2 separate regions of the Homo sapiens genome follow, and region 2 is linked to region 1. Evidence: chromatin loops called from intact Hi-C (ENCODE). Cell type or tissue: GM12878. All regions are shown on one strand. Region 1 overlaps ANKMY1 (ankyrin repeat and MYND domain containing 1). Region 2 overlaps KIF1A (kinesin family member 1A).

The links. Hi-C counts contacts between places; a loop is a spot of excess contacts. Peaks named below come from ENCODE experiments on the same cell type or tissue, not always from the same donor. Only the 100,000 strongest peaks of a DNase experiment are listed, where the experiment ranks them.
Region 2: a loop joins it to region 1, with 4 times the contacts of the local background. A loop is called at or near these places in 6 of 110 quality-filtered maps.

The regions. Positions count from the first base shown.
Region 1 is chr2:240,512,880-240,515,379 of GRCh38, forward strand. ANKMY1 (ankyrin repeat and MYND domain containing 1) reads right to left here. Exons shown (of 18, transcript NM_001282771.3): 10 at 1-63. Among named protein-coding and RNA genes, the nearest start is that of ANKMY1, 44 kb to the right of the region's middle. RefSeq lists enhancers at 993-1,287, 1,419-1,538. In GM12878, a CTCF peak has its summit at 1,142 (motif pointing right); a DNase peak (open chromatin) is centred at 1,252; H3K27ac peaks cover 827 bases.
Region 2 is chr2:240,733,028-240,735,527 of GRCh38, forward strand. All of the region lies in intron 38 of KIF1A (kinesin family member 1A), which reads right to left. Among named protein-coding and RNA genes, the nearest start is that of AQP12A, 42 kb to the left of the region's middle. RefSeq lists an enhancer at 718-1,218. In GM12878, a CTCF peak has its summit at 999 (motif pointing left); no DNase peak of the experiment used is centred here.

The DNA of each region.
Region 1 (2,500 bases):
AATCTGTACCCCCTCCTCCCCAGGAAGGGCGGCAGCGATGTGGAGTGGTGTCAGGGTGCTCAGCTGCAGAGGAAACACCGGGGCGGGCAGTGAGGCACATTCTCGTAGGGAGAGACAGGTGAGGTACCTGAGGGACCCAAATGCCAGGGAAATGGCTGAGACTCCAAGGGCACCATTCTCAGCCTCACCTGCCTCACAACGTGCAGGCTACTGGTCCCTGAAGGCAGTGTGGGCAAACTCCCAACACGCTGAGCAAGACATACATGTTGCTTCCAATGCCTAATATGCCTCTGTCTGCCAGGGCCACAGGTAGGAAGGCCCACCCTGAACCAGTGTGATTTTAAGCCACTGTCCACAACTTCCTCTAAGAAAAGCCTCTCCCTGCCCTGCCAGGCCCACCACATTAACAGCCGTGCAGCTCCTGAGTGGCCTCCTGACTCCAGCCCCTGACCTGTCCATTCTCCACTCACAGTGTCCCCAGCCATCAGCTGACAGCATCCATAGAGGCCACTGCTGTGCAGCAGTGACGCAGAGGTGTTCACAGGGGCCCTGGCCTCTGGAGGCAGCCCTGCCGTCCTAAGGGAGAGCCCGGCTGAGAATGGACAGTGGGCTTTGGGTCAAGAGATGCTCCCCAGTCCCTTAAAGACCAGCCTCGCTCCAACAGGAAAGAGAAAAGAACCCAGGAGGGACCCCTGAGGGGGAGACAGGTGAGCCTGGATGGTGGGAAGAGCCACCAGCATGAGGACCAGCCACAGGAACTTGGGGAGAGCAGCCGGGTGTGCCCATGCATGCCCATCCACCGGTGACCAAGGGACATGGCACCTGAGGCAGAGGGCAGGGCAGGTTCCAGGCAGCTGCTGACTCCCAGGAGGAGCAGTACTATCCCAGCTTGACAGCAGCCCCTGCGACCTCCACACAGCCCAACACCCACAGCCTCAAGCATGACCAGGGCCAGCAGCGTCCATACCCAGCAGAGGCATGCAGTGAGAGGACAGAAAAGAGAATATAATGCAGGCATCGCCTGATGTTGGGGAGGCCGGTGCTGCAGGCAACAATCTACTGACCCCAGAGGGACGCAGACCCAAGCAGGCAAGTGGAGAATGGGCAGCCCGCTGCTCCATGGTAACCACAGCCCAGGCCACCAGGAGGCGCACGGGGCCGTGCATCTACAACAGTCAGCCGGAGGCCACACCCTCCTTACATGTTATGTCACCCCTAAAACAGCAGCAGCAACAGCAATAACTGAGCTAATAACAGAACCAACCCAGCTGAGGGGTGAATCAGGAAATGATTAAGCTGAGGAAATTCCCCAAAACAGCAGAAGCACAAAGACATATAAAGCACTCCAAAACAAAATCAGGGTACATGAGAGAGAGAGCTGGGGTTCTAACGTCTCTCAGGTAGGAGCTCCAGGCCAGTAGGGAGAGCACAATAGAGAGAAATACTAGAGAAATAATGCAAGAAAATTTCACAGACCCACAGCTCTGACCCAGTGCTAAGGTGACTTAATAAGGAGGGAGGGAATTAACCCTTACACAGACACAGGAGGCAGGGGGGCATCACACTTCTCATTAAGTCCCACGAGTCCCAGAAGGACAGAAGACAGTGAGACAGGACCTTCAAAGGTCTAAGGGAAAACAGTTTGGAACCAGAATTCTGTATCTAGCTAATCTATTATTCAATCAAGAGGGTAACATGGTGACATTTTCAGTAACATGAGGGCTCAGTTTCCCACCACGGATCCTCTCCACGAGGATGTCCAATGACACTCTGCAGAGAGCACAGAAGGAATCCAAGAGGAAGCTGCAAGGTGCAAAATGCATTGAAGAGCAAAGAAACCCCTGGACTACTGCCAGGTCCAGGTGAGACTGGCAGTTAGAGTGGGACTTGAAGCCACAACTGCGCAGCATGGTGGAGGGAGGCAACCCCGAGAGTCCCATTCCTCCTGGGAGTCAGCAGCTGCCTGGAACCTGCCCTGCCCTCTGCCTCAGATGCCCCAGCCACCTCCCTGGGTTACCAGTGGATGGGCATGCATGGGCATGAGCACTGGGACTTGTGTCTGCCACAGTGCTGATGTTCTGCTCTTGCTGGTCTTCAGACCTGGGAGAAGGTGTCAATCAAGATGAACTGCTCTTGTGAGACACAGGGCCAGAAATTAAAACTATTCAATCCCTCTAGGCCCAGAGACTATCGTAAAAGAGGTGAGCACATGAGATTGCAAGGGGCAATTCTGAGGGATAAAACTAGTTCAGAGTTTTTCTATAAATTAACATTAATATCAAAAGTACGTGGTTACAAGGCCAGTGTCTGGGCCCCAGTGTCAAAATAATAGGGTTTTCTTTGAGATCTGATTTGCTCTTTAATAGAAAATTGTTGGCTGGACGCGGTATCTCACACCTGTAATCCCAGCACTTCGGGAGGCCAAGGTGGGCGGATCACTAGGTCAGGAGTTCAAGACCAGCCTGGCCAACATGGTGAAACCTCGCCTCTACTAAAAATA
Region 2 (2,500 bases), 220 kb after region 1:
TGAGGGGGAATGAGGGGGGGATGAGAGGGTGAATGAGCTTCCTGGCCAGGCTCTGACCCACCTGGACAGACTTTTCCTGATTTTGCCTTTAATCCCACAGGATGTGGCTCACATGAGTGTCTTAGTCACACGTGAAAGATCAATGAGTGCGTGGGTGAATGTTGCGGCCCCACCAATGGCACAGCAATGCCCAGAAAACAGCTCCTAAATTAGAGCCCAAGCTGATGGGCTCCCCAGACCCAGATCTTTCCGAGCATGGGGAAACTCCCAGAGGCAGGCCAGCTGACTCCAGGACTAGCTAGCACGATGCCATCTCCTCCTCCTGCAAGCCCGCCAGACTCACTGCAGGGAGAGGGAGGCCCCTGCTCAGGCCCTGCAGGGCCGTGCTCCCTCCTCAGCCCAGCCACCATCACAGGGGTCCCTTGACAGGGTTTCTGCTGCATCCAGGTCCCCAGGGAGGGCTGGTGCGGCAGCCTTCAGAAAAGATCTGTTCATGGAAAGAGGTGTGTGTGCACGTGCTCAAGGGACCATGCCAATGGGGACTCTGGCCCGGCCACCCCTGGGCAGAGTCTTCTCCTGGCCACAGTCCCTCTGCCACAGTTGTCAATCATCTGTCCTGACCCATCGCAACACGACCTGACAAGGATGTGGCCTCAGAAAGTGCTGGCCAAGCCCCACTGCCCTGGGGCTCTGTGCCAGGAGCGGCCTCACACCTCACAACTACAGGGCTTAAAGGCCCATCATTGGTCTGAAAGGCCTTCTGCTGCTCAGTTCACTTCACAAACGCCACCCCACAGGATAACTGCCGTGACGCTGGCCACAGTCATGCAGGGACCCAGGAGCAGGCAGCCTTGATTTTCCATTCGGAACGGACTCGAGTTCTCACCAGTGCCTGGATTAGGGACTTGGAGGCCCTCCATCCCCAAGGTCTCGCCGACTCCCTGCCCCAGGCTGGCACGGGCAGGGGCCTCACTGCAGCCGGGGAAAAGGGAGCCTCCTGCTGGACAACCTGAGTCTGGGACTCTATGGTCTCTTCATGAATTCACCACCCGCCACTTCCACAAAAGGATGCTCGGTGGCCACGGCCAGAGGAGCGTGGCTGGAGCCGCTGTCCCTCCTCCTGGCCTGGCCAGGTGAGGGACTCACGAGAGGCTGTGGAATGTGCCGGAGTGTGAGGGTCTCCTGGGCTGGATCCTGTCTGCCCTTCCCCAACCCCTGTGCTCATGGCTCTGCCTGCTACAGCCCCTTGCAGGGAGAGGGGAGCGGGGCTGGTCCTCACAGGGTGGTGCAGCCAAGGGCAGCGGGCCAGCCAGCAGCGTGCGGGACACCGAGCCCATCCACAGGGCAGGGTGTGGCGCGGGGCAGGCAAGGCTGGGGCAGGAGGAGCAGGAGGCCAGCCAGTGTCTACTAGGGAGCAGGAAACTACAAAGCAGCCAAAATCAGGAGTGGGGGAAGAAGGGACTCAGCCAAGAGGACAGGGTGGGAAAGCAATAAAGAAATCAAACCAAGATTCCAAGAGAATAAAAAGAAAGAAGACGGGAGGAACAGGAGGACAGGTGAGCACGTGTGTGAGGAGTCCAGGAAGCTGGAAGTTAACTTCTCAGGGGCATGGGGGGCGGTCAGGGGAGGAGCAGGGAGGAAAGAAGAGGCTGAAATGAAACCAAGGGTAAACCAAGGGTCACAGATGATACCTAGGTATGTCCGAATCAAGAAACTGCCTGCAAAACACAAACAATCACACGGTTAGTGAGGGCCGGGCAGCGCAGCGGGAGCGGGGTGGGGGACAGGCAGAGGGAAGCGGCCTGTGGCCACAGGCCCACTCTGAGCCAGGGAGGCTGCAAAGCGTGGGGCCTGGGAGCGGGCAGGAGGCAAGGCCATGGAAAAGCGCATGGAAGGCCAAGGCCCCAGGCTGGAGCCAGAAGCCGGGGATCCTGAGCCTCCGCACGTCAGGGAGAGCGGCCTTGGAGCAGCCCGGCCCATCATGGGGCTGAGGACGCCAGCACCGTCCATGGCACAGGAAGGCCCACTGGCCTGGTCAGCCAAGCCACAGGACGGTGCCTGCCTGGGGGTGCCAGCAGAGGACAGTCCCCAAGACTGCTCCAGGGCAGGGCTAGGGGTGGGAGCTGCCAGCACGGGCAGGAGCCAAGCGAGGGCCAAAGCCGCTTCGGGGAGGCCGCGCCCACGCAACGCGCCTTCCTCCTTTCTCAGACCCAGGGCCTTGACCCCAGAACAGGGCTGCCTCAACCCCAGAGGCACCCTGGGACCGGCCTCATGTCTCAGCCCTCAGGGTGTGGGGCCAAAGCCCCTTCAGTGACAGGTTCTCAGGCATCCAGGAACAGGGTGGCCTGAGGTCCAGCCATGAGCCGCTCCCTCCTACGTCACCCATGGCAGCTGGTCTTCTGAGGAAGACCTCAGAAACTCAGCCCTCTGTGCAGAGAGATAGCAGGTGGGGTTGGGGGGCTGGAGCCCCTGCCCACCCCACCCCAGGAGCTGCCTGGGC